2 separate regions of the Homo sapiens genome follow, and region 1 is linked to region 2. The links are chromatin loops, found by intact Hi-C in ENCODE. Cell type or tissue: Calu3. All regions are shown on one strand. Each heading gives the region's core, and the rest is flanking DNA. Links, peaks and the distances in the headings are about the cores only. Region 1 overlaps SPATS2L (spermatogenesis associated serine rich 2 like). Region 2 overlaps SPATS2L (spermatogenesis associated serine rich 2 like).

Region 1 (11,875 bases), core at 2,509-10,508, 56 kb before region 2:
AGGGATGGGAATAGAGGCGAGATGATAGACCTGCTGTTCAGTACTGTAGCCACTAGCTACATGTGGCTGTTGGGCACTGGAAATACAGCTAGTCCAAGTTGAGATGTGCGTAAGTGTAAAATACACCATGCTTTGAGACTATATAAAAAAATGTAAAATTTCTTATTTAACAAATTGTAATATTGGTTACATGTTGAAACAGCAATAGTTTTGATATAGTAGGTTAAACAAAATATATTACTAAAATTAATTTCACATATTTCTTTTTATTTTTAAAAATGTGATTACTTAGTGGACGTTACCATGCGACATAAAGAAATAATAAAATAAAATGTGATTACTAGAAAATTAAACATCACCTGTGTGCTCACATTATAGTTCTGTTGGACAGCATTGTTAGGGAACATCTCATTCCCAGGAGATGCATCCTGTACGAGCCAAGCCCACGAGCTTTTTGAATGATTAAGTCAGCCCTATTGGCATAGAGAAGTAGCAGTTGCTCAGTTTTTTCAGTCCAGAGGTATGAAATGTTTGGATAAGATTCAGAATTGGAGAGACAGCTTCTGAACGCTATAGCCAGGAGTTACATGTACAATGGGCATAGTGTGGAAAGCACTATTAAAGCACATCTGTCTCAGCAGGCCCACCCAGCCATCATCAGAAGTGGGAGGCAGGAATTCTCGTGGTATGGTAGAGGAAGGATTTGAGGTAGACAGGAGGAACAAGGGAAGGGAAAGTGGAATCACATTCCCTGGAAGCCTCCTATTTGTGAGGCACCAGCTGAAACCCTGAGAGCCAGGTCTCTGAGATTCCCCATCCTGCCGTTGATTCTTCCTAGTGGGCTAAGTCCCAACTCCCCTACTGTCTGGCTGTAGGATCCTGAACAAATTAATGAATCAACGAATCTGGAGTCCGAATATTATGCACACCATACAGTCATAATGTGTCAAACAAAATGATGTGACCCACACTGATAAGGGCTCTACAGAAGTTAGTTATGCCTTAAGACACTGAGGGCAGTAATCTGTGGATGAGTTGGCCTGAAGGGCTTTGAGGGAAGGGCATACGGACTGTCAGAAAGACCTGGAAGATAGCACCTGTTGCCTTAAGAGATATGCAGAGCTTCTGGCTAACACGGTGAAACCCCGTCTCACCAAAAATCCAAAAAAAAAAAAAAAAAAAAGAGCCTGGCATGGTGGTGGGCACCTGCAGTCCCAGCTACTCGGGAGGCTGAGGCAGGAGAATGGCGTGAACCTGGGAGGCAGAGCTTGCAGTGAGGGGAGATCGTGCCACTGCACTCCAGCCTGGGAGACAGTGTGAGACTCCATCTCAAAAAAAAAAAAAAAAAAAAAGAGATATGCAGAGCTTTATGTGTTCACGATGGAAAAGCCAACCTGTGATAGGAAACCAGATCTTACCAGGTTGGATCAGGAAGGGGAACCCTCCTGGAAGAGGTGATGGGAAGAAACTGTGACTATAAAGAGAACAGTCCAGTGGGATTAGATTCCAGTGAAATCTGATAGGCAGTGTGACTCAGTGTCTTCTCTAGTGGTGGTTTGCCTGCTGTAGTCTGTTGGACTCTTAAATTCTGAGAACTTCCTCTCTTGGTTTCAACCTGGGCGGCTGTTTTTATTTGCTTCATGAGTAGGCATTTTGTATAAGATTTTGTTAGGGGCAAAGGTTCTTGTGCTAAAAACAGAAGTTTGAAAGTCCTACATTATAGAAAATGGCCTGAGAGGAGTGGTAACTACCTTGATGTGATTATTTCTCCCTCATTCGCAGGATCTAGGACCAGTTTAGGCCCTTTCCAGAGGGCATACAGCTTCCTTTCATCTGAGGCTTAGCGACTTCGCGGACCAACCATGCAGTTTGCCTTGTCCAGGTAGTTTAGCCAGGTAGCCATAACTCAGTCTTGTTCTTGGGTAAACAAGTTTTCACTTTTGTACTGGGTTCCACCTTGTCTCCTGCATTCCCAAGTCCTGGATTTGTGTTCTTGTGGAGGGACCCCAAGTTGTCTTAGTTAAGGATCCTGTCATGTTTCTCCAAGCCTTCTTGGGACAGTAGTGTCCCTAGGGTTGGGCCACTGCTACTCCCTTCTAGGCCTCTTTAGTACTGAGAACTACCAGCAAGGGTCAGGAAACTTGATAGATATTTAGAATTGAATAATTTGCCTGGAGCTTGGCTTTTCCCTGGCTCCAGACCCCTGAGAGCAAATATTCTTGCTAGTTTGCAGTCCCGCTGGTCTCTGAGTCCCATTTGTACAACTTGGAAGGAGAAAGGAAGACAGATATAGGGCTGATTTTCTTAAATTATGGTGCATTCATATCTTTGTCTCTAGTGGGAAGGTTGGTCTTATGTGTGTATGAGAAAGGTGGCCGCCTTTATGTTGTGGTTTCAGAATCCATACTGCTGAAAAGGGCACTTCAAATATCAAGTTTCTCTTTTTTGCTCTCCAATATGTGAAAGCCTACGTTATAAAAACTCTATTTAGTTTCCTATGACCAGTATGATTTAGAAGAAAAAGAGGACGGGCTTTGGCACTTGAAAGACCTGATTTTGAGTCATGCCATTGCTGGCTATATGAATTTGAGCAAGTTATTTAATCTTTCTGGACCCCAGTTTTCTCATGTATGAAGCAAAGTGAGTAACGCCTACAATTCTGTTATGATTTTGTTGTGACTAAATAAGATAAAATATAAAGTGCCTGGCACCAGGGCCTAAAATGCAAATGCTATGGAGGTGGTAAGTCAAACTTATCCTCATATCTCAGTATATCTCAATTCACCCTCCTTATGTTGAATAATTTTATAGACCTTTCCCTGAGACTGATCAGGAAGAGGATATGAAATCTGGGGCAAGGGGCCCAGATTTTACCCAGCCAAGGGTGACAAAGGACCAGAAGGAAGTTGCCTTCACATTTTGCCTAAGTCCCATTCTCCCTATGCTTTGCATTTGTGAAAATATTCATCTGAGATTATAGGTACAGCATGAAGCCTTGGAAAAAAGGCATGTTTACATCCTCTGCCAGGATAGCATAACAATTAACAAAGCAGGTTTTTGAATCTCTGAATAGTCAGGTGCACTGCCATCAAAATAAACTTTTATTTCTATTCTTTGCTGATAGATTACAAATAAAGCCACTAAAATATCCTGAAAAAGAAGATTTATATATGAATTGGACACCAGGGACAGATTTTTCACACTTATTTTGTTGGAGCAGTTTTTTCCTTAGCTGTGGGTGTTTGGGAAGTTCTTTTGTTGTAGCTTTTGTTGCTTACAAGAGGGAAAAAGCTTTAGTATGCTAAGGTAAGAATGATTTTGATTGGAGGCAATATTGTTCTCAGTGTGGGCTGACTTTCACGTATTGTAGTGATTACCAGTACATAACTGAGAAAACCCATTTGTTGAAGTGCTGTAAACAGCAGAGAGTCTGATCTCACATACTGCCCTGATCGACAAGTGTTTATTGTAGGAATGTGGTCAGTCCTGTAATTTTTTAAGGGAAAAGGGGAAGATGTTATGCCAGTCACTGTGATTGCAAATGCCCTGATCTGGCAGGTCTTTTTCCTTTCTCGTTTATTTCTCCTGTGGAATCTGAATGGTGGATTCAGTACATGTACTGAGCTTCCAGTGACTTGGTCAGCTCTTGATGCAATTGATCACACCACTGTAATTCCATACCCTCAATTTTAGTGCCATATCAAAATCATGAACACTCAAGGAGACCATGTAAATCTACGTCCTCAAAAATTAGAAATAATGGCATTAAAAATGTTATTTAGTGCTGGTTTGTAGCACTGAATATATGAACTCATTCATTGTTCTGGTACTCCCTGAACAAGAACTGTTTCGGTTGCAGTGGATGATATCAACTAAGGTTTCCATGGCAGCACTAATTTATAATATGAAAACTTTTGTGGAATTTCACCTTCTGGACTCTTCTCGATTGCATTTAAATTTACATTTTCCCCTCATTTATTAAGGTGAGGCATATTTAGATATTACTTACATGTGTGTACTAGGAGTATCTTCATGAAACTCAGTGATAAGAAATTACACGTGTAGAAAGCAGACAATGGAAACGGAAAATGGATACTGTGGTCTAACATCTCACCAAATGCAGGAATTCTTTCCACATTATCCCAGTTGCCATTTGAACCAGCCAGGAACGAGGAGTTTGGTCAACATTTTATGAAGCCAAATAATGCTAATGACAGTAGTCTGCAGTGCTCCGGACCCTAAGCCCATTTCGATTTGGACTTCATGTTATTTGTGATTGGACCAATACTCCATCAAGCACAGGTGGACACAGATATTTGTAAAACCTCTTCCCCAGTGGTGCACTGAAACCTGCCTCCCTGCAGCTTCCCTGTTGGTCTTCCATCCGCCCTTTGAATGCCACAGAATAAATATGCACCTTCTGTGTGGTCGCTCTTCAAATATTTGACCATAGCTATTGTATCTCCTCCTCGAAGTCTTCTCCTTTCAGGGTTATGCAGTGCTAGTTCTCTTAACTGATAGTTCTCATCCTGTTAACATTCCTCTAGGCACCCACTACTCTATCAATGCCATCTTAAAAATAGTGCATCTGGCCGGATGTTATGGCTCACGCCTGTAATCCCAGCATTTTGAAGGCCGAGGTGGGCGTATCACTTGAGGTCAGGAGTTTGAGACCAGCCTGGCCAACATGGCAAAACCCCGTATCTACTAAAAATACAAAAATTAGCTGAGCATGGTGGCGTATGCCTGTAATCCCAGCTACTCAGGAGGCTGAGGCAGGAAAATTGCTTGAACCCCAAAGGTGGAGGTTGCAGTGAGCCAAGATTGCGCCACTGCACTCCAGCCTAGGTGACAGAGCGAGACCCCACCTCAAAAAAAAAAAAAAAAAAAAAAAAGCATCTTGAATGCAACAGCCTACTCCTGACTGAGTATTCTGAACAGTAGAAAACACCAGGCTGCTATTCACTCCCTTGATCAGGGCACTCTTTTATTAATCTAGTCAAATATTGTGTGGGCCTCACATGTAAATCAGGAACAGCACATTGTTTGTTCACATACGAAGCTAAAGAAAACTTCCAAGCCTTTTTTCCTAACAACTGCTACAAAGCCAGGTCTCCTTTGTTCTTTACTTGAGCAGTGAATCATGTGTGCCTACTTAGAGGACTTTACATACATTTATCCTTCTACATTTTGTCTCTTTTTGTTAAATTATTTTTCCTCTTTATCAAGACAGCTTTGAATTCTAAAATTTTTAAATTCGATATATTAATGATGTTAGACTCTTACTTATTTATCAATTGCACACTTGGAAATGTTACTTTGTCGTTGATAAAATGTTGACCAAGACAGGCCAAAGATAGGGCCCTGTGACATTCTGCAAGAGAATTATTAACATCAGTATGTGAATTTTTTTTTTAAACTAGCTTGACAGTCTTTCACTTGTTTACTTTGTTATCCAAGAGCATAGAGTCAGGGAAAGACTTAGTCAAATGCTTTAGTAATGAGATCATTATTGGTCTACTTATTGCCACACAGTAGAACTCTATGATAAAGAATAAGATTCATGAGAGTAATTTTTAGATTGCATTAATTTTTCTTCTGAAAAATTTCTTGAAAAAGCATATCTAAGTCACCTTATTTTTAATGTATCTAAGAGAAAATAATTTTGTAAAATAAAATCAAACTTCACCTATCATTTCAACTCATGAACTTGTTTGGTTCAAAGGAATTGCTATGTAATACATCATTCTATTCTCTTTACAGAATCATTACTCTTAAAGAGAATTGGTGGGGTGACAGGAAATTACTCCATAGGTGTCACTCCAGCACATCATGATATTCTCATCTCCTGGGACAGAGTCGTCAGGCTGAGGCATGTCCTAACAGTGTGCCAGCCTGTGTAGATGGCTCCATGACAGTATCAGTAACGTGACCATGACAGAGAGAGCTCTGATGGCATTGTGTCACTAATGGATGTGTTTTCACTAAGCTGAAAATTCTGTATTATTTGAAAAGAGGTTTATTTTTCTTCCCACACAAATTATTTGACTCTCATATTAATGTCAAATAGCTGTCAAGTAACACATATGGTGCTTTCTGTGCTATATTTTATTGTACTCATGTACAAAATAGTTTTTTTAAAAACATGTTCTCTGCCTTGGACTAGATAGAAAAAATAATTTAAAAGAATAGTATTCTTAAGAAACACAAATCTATAATATATCAAGGAATAAATGAGTGCTTCATAAAAATACTAGTATTTGTGTCTATATTTTTCAGAGTACTTTCATGCATTTTCTTTTTTGAAAAAAAATCTGATGTTAAAAATAATACATACTCTTTGAATTTGGAAGCTACTGAAATGGATAAAAAATTAAAAGTCAGCTCAAATTCCACCTCTCAGAGATTGTCACTGTTAGCATTTGGTGTTTCCCTTTCAGATGTGCATTTGTGTGAGGTTGTGAGTGTGTGTGCATGTGTATATTTGTGTGTTTTAAACTAGCTCTTGGTGGACCCAGGACGTTTGTACAGAAGAATCAGCATGACATAGTCGGTAAAGAGCTTTGGAATCAGGCACTTGGAGATTTCAGCTCTGGCTATACAACTTACGTAGTGACTATGAATTCCTTAAACTCTCTAAACCTTAATTTCTACTTCTATAAAATGAGGATAATAATACTATATACCTAGTAAGTTTATTGTAAAAATTAATAAGATAATGCAGATAAAGTACATAGCATGGTTCTTGGACCATAGCATATGCTCAGCAAATGTGAACTATTTTTATTATGCAGGTTTTCTTTTCTGCTTTCTTCACTTAAATTATAGGGTAAAAATTTCCTTGTCATAAAATATTATTTGAAAAATATTTAGAATGACTGCATAAATTTCAGTATATGAATGTGCTTTAATGTTATTCTATGGATAAACAATTTTTAATTTATTGTGATCACAAAGAACACCACAGCTGATATCGTTTACATTATGTTTTGTGAATAGACAACAAATTCAAAGTGAATTACTAATCGCATTTTATGGAGAGGCAGAAAAAAACTTACAGTTCTTTAGTGTCTATTAATGTTCCAGGTTATATGCTATGTTCTTTACAATAAAATTCTCTTTAACTTTCACATCCCCTTTGAGGTAAGTCTGTTACGCCCATTTTTCAGATGACAGAGCTCTGAGGGGAGATAAGTCATTCGCTCAAGGTCACAGAGAGATAGTGGTGGTAGAGATGGTGTTTGAAGCCAGCGTCAGATTTCAAAGCTTATGCTTTTTCCATTCTGGCATGTAGTTCATGCCTATCTTTTTGAGGCTTGCAGAATGAATAGTTAGCATTGTGCCTTCTACAAAATGTCACTTGGTGCCACATGAAAGATAGGATACTTGGCTGGAATGCTTGACTTACTCAATATAGTACCTCTTGCGTGTGTGTATTCTTATATGTTTTGGAATCAAGCCTCATTAAAATAAGGTGTTAACTAAAGGAAATGAAGCATTGATATGATTATTTGATGAAAGGAAACCTCAAGGAAGAAAATATTCATTGAGTTGATAATATGAAACTCTTCTTTGTTTTAGTTGTACGGACTAAGCCAGAATCACTTATCTCCCCAGGAATCAGGGTATTTCACATAAGTCAGTTTAGGAATTAAGCAATAACAACAGCCAAAGTAAATTGATGCTGTCAAAGGAATTGTATGTTTCATTACTTGTATATCAGGGGTTGAATGTAAAAAAATACCTCTTTAGCCTTTGCTGTAAGCTGATACATCAGGAAAGAGCTGTAATAATTGCTATAGGTATAAGTATAGGTATACGAGAGACAAAGTATACTAGGATAAGCCCTCAAAGAATTATTTGGTGAACTGACAAGTTGTCTTTAAAAAGTCAGCCATTCGGAACATTTCTCTTGGCAGCTCTCAAATCTGACTTACAGTGTGTACTGTGGCAGCCAATTTTGTAGGAAAAATGCATAATTAATGTGAAGATCAAGGTACAGGTATTGCCAGTCAGTACCTAACACACAGTTTCTTAGAACAAAGGAGCAATTGAAGTTGTCTTTTGATAGGGTAATCCTGATTTGTCATTTTGTGGGTTTCAATTCTTAGTAAAAATGGGGGAAAAAACCCAACTCTAGGAGTAATATTTCATATCTGAGAGGTACTTTGTTGCAGAGTTTATAACCAACTGTTGTCTAGTCAAGAAAGCTATCTTTGGTTTTTGAGATCTCGAATTTTTATAGCCTTTGAGCTTGCTCATTTTTGTCTTAGGATTATTCTGGTTTCCCTCCAGTCATTTTAGTTTTTGCAAGGGAGAAACAGTATCACTTATGGACCCAAGGCCAAAAAGGCTTCAAATCTCGACAGAACATGACCACCAACTTGGCATGTTGGTACTAGCAAGTTAAATTTGAACTTACTATGCAACTAGTGAATAGTTAGAACTGTGAACAGAGAATTAGCTATGGGATCTGCAGGTTGGATTTACAGCATGGCTCCATTGTGTGGTAGCTGTCTACCCCTGGGCAAACAGCTTTCCTATCCCTGAGAGTCCTCAGCTCTCAAATGGAGATAATGACTACTATATAGTCAGAGATCATTTGGAGGGTCAGATGTATTGAGCAAACCATTGGTTCACCCAAAAGTTTGCTTATGATTTGTTTCTAGGTGATTAATAATGGCTTGAGCCATTATACCATTTAAAATATTTAATGAGAATATTTTAAATATTCTCATGAGCCAATATACCATTTAAAATATTTTCAAATGAAGTATGGGAATATTTGTAAGATAAATGTAGAAATATATAACTCCTGGGGCTAACCTCACCAGACCCTTCTAACTCTTTGCTTAGACTTTATCCAGTAATAATGGGACAGGCCCTTTTACTGCCCTGGAAACCCCTGGTGCCTAGCTTAGAGTCTCTCAGAGTTTGGATGCTCACACCCAGGGCATATTCCTCTAATGAGGGAAGGGGGCCTTTTGACTTCAATAGGTGGTTCCTTTGATCACAGTAAAGACCTTTATAGAAATAGGCATTTAGATCTATTATGTTGTTCTAAGATAGAAACAAAACTGGTATTTGATGTGTATTTTACTCTTCAATAAGAAAGGCTCAGAGAAAAAGACTATAAGGTAGAAAAAAGATTTCAGAAGATTGCATTACAGAAAATTATAGGCAACTCTTTTATTATTAAAGTAATGCAAGTGCTGGAGGGGACAGGAAAGGGAACGGGAATTTGGGAACTTTGACACTGGGTAGCATCCGTGCAGAGGTTTTTGGAGGTCTCTCTTGGTTCTTCCCCCCAGTTCTGGTGATGTAGTGAAGGGCTCAGAAACTGCTTCTGGGTCTGACTGCAAGAGAGTAAATCCCAACCCTGGGGCTGCACTGACTCCCTTATCCTGGGCGGCTATGTTCTGACCTCCTTGGCTTTTATGGCCTCCCATACAGTCACTGTGGATCGCCCTTTATCTTAGTCCCTTAAGACAACAGGATTTGCTCATTGACCACCCTTGCTTGGACTATACTGTAGGACCTTGAAGGTGTTTCAGGCAATTAATGATTGAAATGTCTCTGTGGAGTTCCTGAGGGATGTAAGTGTGTGAGCTAAGTGCTGGACATTTTAGACAAACCTCTGTGACTGCTTTGCAGTAGAGAGCCCACCCAAGGCCCACTGGTCCCAGGACTCTCTGAGCATGCCAGGTGGTGAGGGTCAACCTGCTTGCTATTCTCATTTGGAATCAATTTCTAAATTTTATTTCTCCTTCGACACAGGGAACTATTCTGAATTTCCCTTCTTTGCTTTGGTACCAAAGCTTTCATTGAGCTCATCAGCTATTTCCTGAGTGTCTCCTCTGCACCAGGCACTGTGAGAGGAACAAAGGGAAATCAGGTCTTGAAAGGAAAGAATGTGCATGCCTTAGGTAAGAAGCAAGATGTGTCTCCAGAGTTGAGAGAAGGGAGAACTGAAGATGCAGTGAATTTTTTTCTGTTGTACTTTCTATACAATAAATTTTACTTCATAAAAATCTATACTAATATCCATTTGTGTGGCAAATTCCATTATAATGAAAATCTCTGTTATCCAGCAACTTAGGCAAGTATCAGCAGAGCACAATTTCAATACAGCAGAAGACTTTGGAGAGTCCCTTGGAGTGAGCTGAAATGGGATTTGACCTATATATTAAGCTTTTCATGGTTTTGATATTTTTCATTTCCATGTGTCAACAAATACCCGACTTGATATTAAAGCCAGTTAAATCAATATTTCTTGCTGTAGTCAAGGTACAGCAACATATATCCAAGGGCAACAACTCCCCAACAGCCATATTTTGTTGAGAATATATATTTTATCATAAACCTGATTGAACTACCTTCAGAGGAAAAGGATGAAAACATCAACATAGCTATCATAAAAAAAGAAAAGCCAGGGAATCTATAATCTTGTACCTTACCCCTCATTTAAACAATTCCATAATTTATTTTGCTTTCTTTAATCATAAGGAATGACAACATGGAAAATATTTTTATTGTGATAGCTGTGGTTTCTTTCTCTATCCTCAAATAGAGCTGCTTTAATCCTTCTCCCAAATTCCGTCCCATTCAAAGGATTTTTGAGCAGGTACATGTGAGCAAAGTGGCAGGTACAGCTGAATCCAAGATTCTTGGACTGTAGGAATCTTTTTATTTATTTATTTTTTTAGACAGAGTCTCACTCTGTTACCTAGGCTGGAGTGCAGTGGTGCCATCTTGGCTCACTGCAACCTCTGCCTCCCGGGTTCAAGTAATTCTGCTGCCTCAGCCTCCCGAGTAGTTGGGACTACAGGTGCACACCACCACGCCTGGCTAATTTTTGTATTTTTAGTAGAGATGGGGTTTCATCATGTTGGCCAGGCTGGTCTTGAATTCCTGGCCCCAAGTGATCTGCCTGCCTTAGCCTCCCAAAGTGCTGGGATTTCAGGTGTGAGCCACCGCCCTGGCCAGACTGTAGGAATCTAATAATCAAATAATTGTAATGGGAAGGAGAGTGGAGTAGAAGCCCATTTCTACTTACTCTTTCTCTGAAGTTTTAACTGTTTGACAATTTCTGGAAGTCACCTATTACAAACTCAGTATTTCTATAAACAAATAGTCTGATGCATCAGTTTATAAACACCAACACATTTATTTACTATGTGTTATCAGAAAAGCCTCACTTATCTTCCTTGTGTTCTTTGACTAGGTGAGTACTTAACCATTTATTGGGCTCCTACTCTGTGCTAAGCACTTAAAATATTTCACCTCTCACAGGCAAAATGATGCTCAAGGCACATGCTATTGTTTATATTTTCCAGATAAACATGAGACTTCAGCTGCTAAGTAACTTATCAAAGGGCACCCAGGTAGAAAGGGTGTAGTCTGAGGTTTGAACCCAAGTTTGTCTGATTCCAGAGCCTTTTCACTTTTTTAGAGATGGGGTCTTGGGCTCTTCACAGATGCAATCATAGCACATAATAGCCTTGAACTCTGGGCTAAAGCTATCTTCTTGCCTCAGCCTCCCAGGTAGCTGGAGCTACAAGGGCTTGCCACCATGCCCAACTCCTTTTCACTTTTTTAAGGCTGTTTTCCATAATATATTCTGAGATTGAAAACAAAAATTCAGATTGTTAAAGTAGTACATACTCACTATAGAAAATTTAGAAAGCAGAGAAAATTATTAAAAAGAAGAAAAATTACCAATAATCCTTCACCCTAGGGATTATCACTACTGAAATTTCAATCGTTTTTCTCTCTAGGCTTAAGAAAGCTATTTATCCAAATGAGCATTTTTCCTCAAAGTTGTCCTCTTTGAGGAAAGATGTCCTCTTTGAGGTTTATGCATGTATTCCAACAA
Region 2 (11,875 bases), core at 2,246-10,245:
TCATTATGATCAGTGTATACCGTGATGTGATTATCAAGAAAATGCAATCTTAGGCTGCATTTAAAAATGAATAAAACCACTGAGTATATACATGTATATATGTATCTCAGGGTGGGAAGAATAAAGTTCTCAAGTTCTGACAAGACAAAATGTCTTATCCACAAATTAATTTAGGAATGTATTATATAAAGTTCTTTCCAACTCTGACATCCTTTGATTCTATGAACAAGTCTGTACTAGGATAGAGGAAAGCATACGTAAGATGAATCTGAGAATTTTGGAAGAGTGACCAGGTTTAAGGAGTGTCTGAAGGCAGAGCTAGCACATTCATGGAAGGCAGTTGCCTCCGTCTTAGCTAAGGGTTTAGTCACAAGTAGACTTGTACAGAAAAAGCTCTTTTAGGATGCATGGATCCCCATTGTAGAATATGTTTGAGCAAGGTCTGGATGGCTATTTAATGAGGATATTGACTGCGGGATTAACTTACAGCTCAGGAGTATGTATCTCAGGGTGAGAAGACTCCAGACTATGTCAAATGAGGAATAAGTGCACTCTCAAGAATAAAGTTCTCAAGATCTGCCAAGACAAAATGTCTTATCTACAAATTAATTTGGGAATGGATAAATTCCCTTATACATAGAGTCCCAGGACTCCAGAAGAGTAAACAGTTACTGGATGTTGAGTTCAGTGTTGAAGCTTCACCAACTTGCAGATTGTGGGTACATTAGGACCAGGAGATGCTTCTCATGAAGGTTGGGTTGAGTTACAAACCAACCCAAACATGCAAAATCTGTTAGAAGATATTTGTGTCATCGAACAGCTTCTTTAGATTTTGCTTTGAACGGTAAGTCATACCGTGTTTTCTAACAAAGCCGTAGATTTGAGGCATTTCTGGCCCTGCCTGCAGGAAGAAAGGCTCTTTCCATCACCATCTCAGACTCCCAGGCATAAAAACCCAAAGGAAATAATTGACTTCTGAGAGTGTGCCTTGTAGGTATCAGCTGGACTTGACTTGGCTTCAATTTTTGCTTCAAGCTTTCAGACAACACATGACTAAGACAGAATGAGACCACTCTAGTTGCCTCATGGGAAACTCGGGAAAAGACTGCAAAAACAACATTGTTTCTCCCTTTGGAATTCTGGAGTTATAAGGCAGAGGTCCCCCATCTTCCCGAACTGTAAGTGAATTCCCTCTCCATTATCCTCATTCAATGGCCAGCCAGCTTCTGCTTGAACAGATTCTGTGACAGGAGTCTCACTACCTCCCAGGACAGCTTCACCTGCCCTTTAATGACACCAAATGTAACAGGAATAAAGGGAAAGGAACATAAGGAGATAGTAAGTTAAGGAATGGATAAGAAAGAATGTGGCCCAGGAAAGGGTATTCCATGGTGGTTTGTCCTCACTGGGAAGTGGGGAGCAAAATTTAACGCACTGAGAAAATGTTGTTCCTCCCATTGATAATTTTCCTTCCCCCTTTGGCATTTTTGCCAAGCCAGCTTTACATCTACGATTCTAATTTTTGTGAATACTAAGATGTTGCAACTGGAATGAACCCTCTAAATAATTTTTAAGCTACATATTCCCTTAATTTGTATTGAACCAAAACAATGGCACCAGACTAGTGGAATGAGGACCAGCTTCGGAGTTAGTTTGAGAGGTTTCAGTCCCAGCCTTGCTGTTGACTAGCTCTGGGACCTGGGCCTTAACATATAAGCCTTAGTTCCCTCATCTCTAAAATGGAGATAATAATACCTACATGCAGATACATTGTGAGGTCTCAGTGAAATAGAATCATCCAGTGTGGTGCCTAAAGAGGGTTTTGTTTGGTTTGTTCACTGCTGTATCCCCAGCACCTAGGATGGTACCTGGCACAGAGCAGGTGCCCACTAAGTGCTAAAATGAATACTGAATGAATGAATGACTGTGGTCAGTAAATGATAGCTATTGCTAAAGGCATGGCAGAGCTGTCAGACACAAGAAGTGTTTGTAAAGCAAGAGGCTGATTATTCAGAGGCTTGAAGGATAATGCTTTGTCATAAGCTAAATTAATTTTTCCCCACCATACAGCATGGCTTTAGGATTCTTCAAAAACTAACTACGTTGGTCTGATGGTAGTGGGTTACCAGAACTTATTAACATTAGTGTCACTAAAGTTGGCATATAATCCCCCTGTGCTAAATTTGACTGCCTTAACAAAAAAAAAAAAAAAAAAAAAAGAACAAAACTGACTAATACTGTGACCATTAGAGTCTTTCCTCCATCCTTACCCTATGTTCTGTATGAAACATCTAGAGGGGTCGCATTCTGTCTAGTCAAGTATCATTCGAAAGCTTGGAACAAAAAATGAAACCAAGACTTAAAGACTGGCTGGTAGCCATTCAGAAATAGATACAAATGTAGATTAAGTTTTGAAGACATTTTTCTTTTCTAATACCTCCTCGCATTTTTAAGAGAAGCATTTAGTAAAACAAACAAGAGTGTCTTTTCAGTGTCTGGTTATCTCTTTTTCCAGACTGAGTTTGGTAAATTATGTAATATTTGGTGTTAGTCATCTCACAGGATGTAAAATCAGGTAAAAATAAAACCAAAAGGAATCTTAAATATAATTTATGAGTTACTTTCCTAGAGGTAAGTGTAACTCGCCTATATAATTTTATTTTTTTGGAGTCCTTTAATATTTGTTAGATTAAAGCATATATTTTTACAAAACTGAAAGTACTGAAAGTCAGCTTGCACCAATTTGAAGTTATTTTAAAAGATCCTGTTTTCAATTCAGTATTTCAAGAATAATAGAGAAAATGCATAAGGTCTAGATTCAGAACCATGTAACCAAAAATGACAGTGGGGTGGGAGGGAGAATTGGGCTGGGATAGGATGAGAAGGAACTTTCCCATTTACTAAAAGAAAAATGAAACAAGGATATTACCTCTAGCTGCATTACGAACAGAACAAATGTAAACCACACCATATAGACACCTTCTCAAATACTGCCTTCTGATGTCATCTCATTGCTTACTGCCTGCTAATCTTATCTCCCTGCAGGAGCCAATCTTAAATTTATACTGCATCATAATTAACTAAATACATTGCATCTAGCAGAGACAAATCGTGGCCTCCCAGTAAATATTTATTAACTGACTTTTGTGTGCTAAGCAGGTAGGTTTTATTTCTGGCTTTACACATTAGTCACTGTTTCTGCAAGCGAAGTTTCACTTTCGCTCTTCCTCATACCTGCAGTGCCATTCCGATCATTGCCAGTATTGCCTCAAAGTAGTGCAAAAGAGCACTCCCTCTCTGAAGCCCTCTTTGATTAAGCTCACCTAAACTAAAGCCATCTCATCCCTCCAGAAGCCACTTTATGTACATGGTTGTAGTCATTTCAGAATGATTTGTTGACCATTTTGTTACATTCTTATTTCTCTTGGTTTTGATCCCCCTGTGCATGGCAATATACACCCCCACCAAGAATAGGCATTGGGTCTCAGTTGTCACAGGGACACACACACACAGGCACCCTCTACATGTAGTGTCTGGCCCAGGAGGAGCACACTCAAAGGACATGTTCCACAGTTAGATAATGAAATTGTTAGCATTAGTAAGATAAAACAGACATTCCTAATTATTTGTCTCTACGAATCGGCCAAGAATGGGTATAAATGGAACCAAAGCTGTGAGAGATGGACCTATTTCACCAAACAAGTAATCAAAACCTAATATATTTACACCTCAAAATTGGTGTTAGGTAGATTGAATAACTATGAAAGTCTTCCAAAGGGAAATAATATATGGTATTATATTTAGCTGAGAGGCCTGTGCATTATTTGAGCCACTGTACTAAAAAAGTTTTGTTTCATTCAATCTTTAGAAAAATGATTTGGAAGAGATTAAACTATGTATTGCTAATGCTTGTACACCATTGGAAGCATCTGGTACTTTCTGAACTTCCCCCAGTGTGAGTTGAGCCATAGGGCAGGCTAGAGCTCCGTGCAAAGTAGAGAGGATGTGTGTCTGCACTCCATCCTTTTATGCTACAAACTAAGAGTGTGGCCAAGGCAGGCCATGAGGTGGTTTATGAAGCGTCCGTAAAGTGCATGTAGGTGCCAACAGCAATGAAAATCCCTCTCTGTGCTGGAGTTACGTGGGTATATAGGAGTGAGGCTAATGGTTAAATGTGTTTAGCATTGGGTGAAAATGAATTTTTTTTTCATACTCCATAGAAAAGGTTAACTTCAGTCTTTCTTTTTTGGACAAAAGTGTAGGCTTTGATCGAGAGGAACTAGAGAGCTATAGTCTAGTGACTTTATCCTGGGTATAAGGCTCTACAGTAAGAAGAAATAAAATCAGTAAAAGATGGTAGGCAAGTTACCAGGTTAAAGAGGGGATACATGAGGCCCAATAAGGATGATATAGAAGGTTTGGGTGCTTATGATTAGACCTTGACTCTGATAATGGCTAAAAGATATTGCAAGGTTGGAGGTATGCTGGGAGGAAGAGCAGAGTGGATTGGAAGGTGTGTGAAATGATGTGGCTAGAACAATATTGGACAATGCTGGGTTTTCTGTTTTTTGAGATAGGGTCTTACTCTGTCATCCAGGCTGGAGTGCCAGTGGCATGATCACAGCTCACTGCAGCCTCCACCTCCCGGGCTCAAGTGATCCTCCCACTTCAGCTTCCCTAGTAGCTGGGACTACAGGCACATGCAACCACACCTGGCTAATTTTAGTACTTTTAGTAGAGACAGGGTTTCACCGTGTTGCCCAGGCTGCTCTCGAACTCCTGGACTCGAAGGATCCTCCCACCTCAGCCTCCCAAAGTGCTGGGATTACAGGCATGAGTGACTGTGCCCAGCCTGACAGTGCTGGTTTTAAAAGGGTGGCATTTAAAGTGATAACTTAGTATGAGGGGTTAAAAACTGGAGAAAAAATTATTAAAAATTCATTGCAAGCAAGACAGGAAGAATAAAATGAGAGGACATTTATTCCTTTCTTTCCATGTGTCTTCATTGAACACTTAGCTTGTCAAAGGCATTGTATTTGGAACTTTGGAAGAGAGAAAGGCAAAGTGGAATTTATCAGAAGCAGTCTTTTTAAAAGGAAGGAATTCTTTTTGTAACGTATTAAATCTGTTAAAGTCATGTATATTTGAAGCACTTTAAAACTATTTATTAATTTCCCATTACAGCATATTTCAGGTGACAAATTTCTATTTTGTATTACAGCTGGAAATGGAAAGTTCACTAAGATAGTAAATATGACCCCCTAGAATCCTGAGCATATAATAAATGATCAAAATGAGTTTTTATTATCTGTGACTGCATTAGAATAAACTAAAGGGAATTAAAATCATATGAATTCTTTCTTTTATTCATGTTGATACAATTACCTGAAATCATGTATGGAAAGAGGTTTAGTAATTTTTAGATTGTTCCCTTATTAGCTCCAAGGCTTTATTTGAACTTTGCTCTTTCTATGTTATGACTGTTTGTTGTCCTTTGAAGACAAGTACCTTAAGCTGTGAATTTGGTCACGAAAGCACTGAGCACATCTGATAGCTACAAGGCAGGAAATCGTGACCTGACATTGGTTTCCGATCCATTCTATGCAGAAGTGGTATTGTAGTAATGGATTTGCTTCTGCCAGTGCAGCTGTTTTAAAAGCATGGAACACAAATGACCCTGTGGACACAGACAGAGCCCTGAGAGTTCGTATTTCCTTAGCAGGGCTGCAGTCAGGCCCCTAGCTTCGGGCCGCCACCCTCTCCTCTCTGGAGTCACCCCACCTCTCCCATCAGGTGACAGTATGAGTTGGAAAAGGGACGGGTGTAGCCACACCAGGACAACTTGTGGTCAGAAGGTCAGGTTTCAAGGGCCGGCTCCGTTACTGGCTGGATGCATGTTGGTAACCTCATAATCCTTAGATTCTCACCTGTAAAATGAGGACAGTGGGAAAGCTACCACATGAGCTATGAGAGCATCTATTTATATTCTTTTATAGCACTTTTATAGCACTTGCTGTGTGCCAGGCACTGTTGTAATCACTTTACAAACATGAACTCATTTCATCCTTCTTACCACGCTATGCCGTAGTTACTATTATTATCCCTATTTTACTGATGAGGAAACACGGCCTAGATCAAAGTACTTGCCCAAATCCCAAAACTAGTAAGAGGTAGAGCTGGGATTCAATCTTGGTGAATCGTAATTGCTTGTTTTCGGTCATAAGAACATAAGGAAGAATCTGTATTGCAGAAAATAGGCAGTGTTTACTCTGCGAGATTACTTAAGGGCCCAAGATCCTGTGCTTGGTGACAGAGGCACAGGGCTGGTGGTAGCAGCTTTCTAGGCCAACTGCTTGTGTGTGGTCAGCTAGATGGGCTCTGATGGTGGGGCCTGATCTGAGAGGGAAGTGAGCCTTTCTAAGAACATGTAGAATGTATGTGTTAGATTTCTAAAACTCAAACCAGTGAACAGGTAACATATATAGGACTAATGTGTGTGTAGATGGAGCAGGTCTGACAGGTAAGAAAACCCTCTCCACTCTGCCCCAAATGTACTCTATCACATGCTTCTCACCCTGGCTTTTTGCCGTTAAACTGAATAAAGATCAGGCAAGAACTTCACTTCCTTGTGTGAGCACATGCCCCTTAATAAAATGTATACCCCTAGACATGGTTTTTACATTTTCCATTTAATGCAAAATTAGCTAACAGATGTTTTCAATTAGGTGTAGAACCAGGAACTGGTTTCAGGGTGCAGTGTAAGAATGTGTACTAATTGATTGATATGCCTGTCCTGGTGTCGCCTGGAAGATAAGAAGCCCTTAGCAGACAATCATGCCCAGAAACTGACCTTTGGAATGATGACTACAGTCCCAGCCTATACCTTCTCAGCCTCAGGGGCAGTGAGTGTAAAGGTTGCAAGTTCAGTCTTAGAGCTATACCTTCCCTAAGATAAGAAGGATGAAGAGCTGGCATTCACTAACAGGACCCTGAAGGCAAAAACACTGGGCAGTTTCACAAAAAGGGAACAAGTAGTCTCTCTGAAGGTGAGTCTTTCTGTTGCTCAGGTGACCAAGGCCACCAACCCCCTGCTGATTACTCAGCCACGCCCAAGATCCTGCTACTACCCTGGTTTCTGGCTCCACATTCGTCACTATTGAGATGACTTACTGGTCACAGTAAAAGCAAGTTGATAAAGGTGGCCAGTGGGGGAACAGAGCTTATGTGCCTCCTGAGAAAGCCAGTCGCTGGAAACTGGACTGAGAGCCCTGATTTGGAGCACGAGGAAACCTTAAAAAGTGAGTTGAGGTTGCATTTGCTGGGAAGCCATAGGAAGAACAGTAATGGGGTGGGAAAGGGGGCTGGCTGCCTGGGGGTACTCTCCAACTGGAAGTCCAAGCCCTGCCTTCACTCCCCAGTATTTCTTTCCCACCAAGTGCCAGTGCGTTTAAGGCAGTACATCATATACTGTTTTTGTTCCGCCAGTGCCAGTGACATTTCAAGGAACTAGGAAGAAAACTGACTTTCTCTGCCACTTTGAGAAAATTATTAAATGTTTACTAGGAGTGTTCTGACTCAATGAACTAGGATACTGTGAGTTTGTTGGAACAGAGATTTTTGAAACCAGAATGTGCTGTGAAGAGATGATGGGTTCCTTTTCCACATTTTTATTCCATGACAACCGAGCCAGCTTCCCAGAGTTAGCTATAAACACAGAGCTTTTGTTTGCCAGGTTTAGTTAGGGGTTCTTTTTGCTGGTTCAGAGTTATATTGCAGAACCACAATCCATGTTTTCTTTGGACGTGAATATGCAGTGTTGTCCTTATAAAGATCCCATTAAAAGTTTAAAAAGCATACAGCCCCATCCCCAGCCCCGCTAACAGCAAGCGTGCCTCTAATACCTTTGCGCCTGACTCTCTGGGATGGGACTTTTGAGCTGGACAGACCACAGCCCCAGTGTTGCTGTGCCCAAAACCTTGAGCCAGCTGAATTCCAACTCTAATTCTTCCAGTTCTTAATCTCATTTCCTTCCCCACTTCCTTGCCTGGCGTTCTCCTTTGTTTTTGTGTACATATCTGTCTTCATCATTGATCTTTAAGCTCCTTTGGGGCCAAGAGCTCTGGAGCCAGGAGATATAAGTTCGAATCTTAGCTCAACCAGGTACTGAATAACTTTGTGACTTAGTGAGTAGCTTACCTCTCTGTGCTCATGTTTATTTTTCTATAAAATGGTGATAACGAAAATAGAAGTACACACTGCTTAGGGCAATTCTGAGAACAAAAGGAGTTAATACATGGAACGTGCTTAGAGCATTGCTGGGTATACGGTAAGAGTTCAGTAAGTGTAGCTTTAACCACTGCCAGCATTCCCCACAGACCCTGGTGCATTGTCGGTGTTTAATGAATGTTTGTCAAATTATAAGAAAAAACATTGCCCTTTCTGTAGGAATTGCCCATAGCTAAAGAGATGGGGGAAGGAAAGGAAGAAAGGGAACACATATTTCTTTTTCAACATTGGGGAGTTTGTGGTAAAGTACTTGGGGCTCTGGAGTATAAAGAACTATGTTTGATCTTTTGTCCAAACCCCTCTGGGATTTGGGATTTGCCAGCGGGTGGTGGGGGGGATGGGGGAGGAAAGCAGTGTGATCTGCAGGGAGAGAACCAATTACAGTATGCTTGGAGAGGGTGACATTTATTCTGCTGAACCTCTTCTCTGCTTCACATAACGTTGGCCACTTCACCTTTCCTGAGATGTCTCTGAGGATGGGCATATTTTAAAGACTTGAGCTTACATCATCGCATCTTGAAAGAACCGAGTATAATTGAGTTGCTGATACAAGTGGGTACTTGCACCAGGTCCGGGTCACCCACATCTCTATGGAAACACATGTTTGCTTTAAAGCCCAGCAATCAGAAGCAGATCCTTATAGGAGCCAGCATTGGGTCACTTTTAGAAAAAGGCATTTATTTATATTCTCAAGCCAGCAGAGACCTATGAAATGAAATAATTTCAAATTAAATAGAAAAACCATGCCGTAGGTGAATGCTAATAAAGCCTGCCGTGCGTCCTCCTCCCCCTGTGCTTGCACTGCCTCAGATCCGCTGCATTTATTTTAGCTGTCCTTTGCTCTTTTGTGCCCATTTGCATTCTGCTGCTGTGAGGAGGTGGTTTGGCACTTTATGCAAAAATGGTTAATCTTCATTCATAAGCATTTGCCAGTACTAAAATGGAAAATTCAAAGCTGGGACTGCCATAAAGTGTGTTTTGTGTTCTGCTCTGCCGTGTACGTGCAGCATATACAACAGTGTGCGCCACGCAGATGACTCTGCCTGCCATACAAGCACTCAGCACTCGGGGCTGTTGAGTGAAGAGGTTCTCCCATGAAGGTCTCAAACTTGCATGAGCACATCTTGCCCTAGATCTGCTCAAGTGATATTCTAAGTGATTGGAAGCTTTTATCTGCCTCTGAAAGCAGGCCTTTTCAAATAAGTATTGACTGTTAATGACCTGTTTAAATAAAACATTCAATTTTCTTTCTTCCCCCCACAAAGAACTTAGTAGGCAGTGACATTTCTAAACCAAAGGCTAACCCTGCTTTTCAAAAGAGGCCAAGCCAGAGCTTTTAAATGTGAAATTTTTTTCTGACATTTGCCCTTAAAATGCTTTTCAGTGAAGTTGTTCTAACAGTGGGTTGAGTACATTGAAATGTCTTTGAATGAAAATGCAACCTTGAGTTTTTTTCTCCAAATTAAACAAAAAATGCCAATCTAAGTATATTCATATGAAATTCATATTTCAGTCACCACCCTGTTTCATTGTTTATGTTTCTCAGTCCTAATAATTAAAGCGACTTTCCTCTAAGGAACAAGAACTTTTATTAAACTATGGAAATTAAACCACAGAAACAAAGAGCAAAAACACTTGAAATATAAGAGACCTGAGTCATTACCATGCCAGATAAGGAGTAGCAAAGGATGGAGGGAAAAGGAGGAGGGGACAAAACGGAAGAGAAATTAGGCAATTTAACAGTTAGGCCACAGAAAACATACCTAGTACTAAGTTTAGACCAAATCTCAGTTTTGAAGAAGGAGCATTTGTTTCCCTCTTCAGCTGGCATGCAAGTGCCCCTGATTGTGCTTAGGGCCCTGGATGGTTAGTCTCTGGTTTAAAAGTGACCTGTACAGAGAAATAGCCTACTACTGTACATCATTGGAGACAGCACCCACGCCTTTTATAAGTGTTTCCATCAACTCCCAGTGCCTGTACAAACCTGTAGTACCTGAGAGCCAAAAGAGACCACAGAGTTCATTTCCTCCAACCTGGAGATCTGAGGCCCTCGTGCCACAGTGTGGCCTGTCAGGATGAATGATGCCCTTTATAGACAGATGTGAAGTTCTTCCAACTCTCCCTATCGAAGGGTACCTGTCTTGTTTCCCATCCTGTCAGAGCACTGCTGTCTGCTAAGGGCCAATTGACGGCAGTAGGAGAATGAAATAAATTAGTCTGTGATAGTGCGCCTTCTTCCAGAGGTAATATATTGCATGCCTTCAACTAAGTAGAAATGCATATGTCTCTTGAGAAGCCATACTCAGAGATACTGTTGGATGCTGTTTTGCCTGAGAGATTTTTGCTGCTTCTCAAATCACATGGCATAATTGACTTCCTACGCACAAAATCAGTGCTGATTCTTCCCCTCTGAGGCAGCCATGAGAAAATGTCTTAGGATCTACGTGATCATAGTGATGCAGGATTTTTGAATAGCATTGTCTAGGCTATACCAAAGTCAGGTACACAGACACTTTAATTACTCTTAGTAATTAAGTTAGTAATTCAGTTAGTTATGCCTTTAGACCCCAGAATGTCACAGAGCCACTGGGCTGCATCACAGCTCGCAAGAAACAATTTGTTGGCTGAGGGCCCACTAACTGCAACTCTTTGCACCTTCACCTGAGGTAGGAAGCTGCAGGAAAACAGCCGTTTTTTGGTGGGGTCGGGGTTGTGGTGAATGGAGTCACTCTGTCACCCAGGCTGGAGTGCAGTGACATGATCTTAGCTCACTGCAACTTCCGCCCCACCTACCGGGTTCAAGCAATTCTCCTGTCTCAGCCCCACCCCATCCCCCTCCCCAGTACCTGGGACTACAAACACACGCCATCATGCCCAGCTAATTTTTGTATTTTTAGTAGAGACGAGGTTTTGTCATACTGATCAGGCTGGTCTCGAACTCCTGACCTTAGGTGATCCACCCGCCTCGGCCTCCCAAAATGCTGGGATTATAGGAGTGAGCCATCTCACCCAGCCAAAAATAGCCATTTCTTTGAAACAAGTTCATTTATGCCCATTCCTGTGTGAGTGGAGTGGTTTCGCACTGCAGTTTGTGCATCCTGCAAATGCGCAAGGCATATACTGTGGGCCTGTCTGGCCTGAGAAGGCAGGTCCCGTGGAACGGTTTTATTCCCCTGGTGGAGTTCTTACTGCATTTCATAGACAGTGAGCCCTGTGACTTGTTTATGATGGTTTTGAGGTGCTGTTAGCCCAATGGCCGTGGGCTTGCTGAGTTGGACTGCCTTAGGTTTGAGTCCTGGCCCTGCCACTTAACTGTGGGACCTTGAGCAGTTACTAGATCTCTTTGTGCTTCAGTTTCCACGTATGTAAAAATGGGGATAATCTTAATTTCTATTCGTAGGGTTGTGACGGTAAAATGAAAAAAAATGTATGTCAAGCACTTAGCAGAGTGTCTGGTACGTTATAAGTTCTCCAGAAGTGTGCTAATTATTATTAATAATATATTTTTGAAAAGATTATTCCTTAACGACGTAATTTGTAGGAAACTGGCTTTCCCCTTATCTCTCTAGGCTTCCATGAGAATCTATTT

What was found. Hi-C counts contacts between places; a loop is a spot of excess contacts. Peaks named below come from ENCODE experiments on the same cell type or tissue, not always from the same donor. Only the 100,000 strongest peaks of a DNase experiment are listed, where the experiment ranks them.
Region 1: a loop joins it to region 2, with 3 times the contacts of the local background. A loop is called at or near these places in 7 of 110 quality-filtered maps.

Annotation. Positions count from the first base shown.
Region 1 is chr2:200,314,694-200,326,568 of GRCh38, forward strand. All of the region lies in intron 1 of SPATS2L (spermatogenesis associated serine rich 2 like), which reads left to right. Among named protein-coding and RNA genes, the nearest start is that of SPATS2L, 14 kb to the left of the region's middle. RefSeq lists a silencer at 7,173-7,467. In Calu3, for the core only: no CTCF peak of the experiment used is centred there; no DNase peak of the experiment used is centred there.
Region 2 is chr2:200,371,074-200,382,948 of GRCh38, forward strand. The region is part of intron 2 of SPATS2L (spermatogenesis associated serine rich 2 like); the gene reads left to right. It also overlaps the pseudogene RNY4P34. Among named protein-coding and RNA genes, the nearest start is that of SPATS2L, 70 kb to the left of the region's middle. RefSeq lists enhancers at 3,055-3,104, 7,578-8,104. In Calu3, for the core only: no CTCF peak of the experiment used is centred there; DNase peaks (open chromatin) are centred at 3,214, 5,786 and 7,108.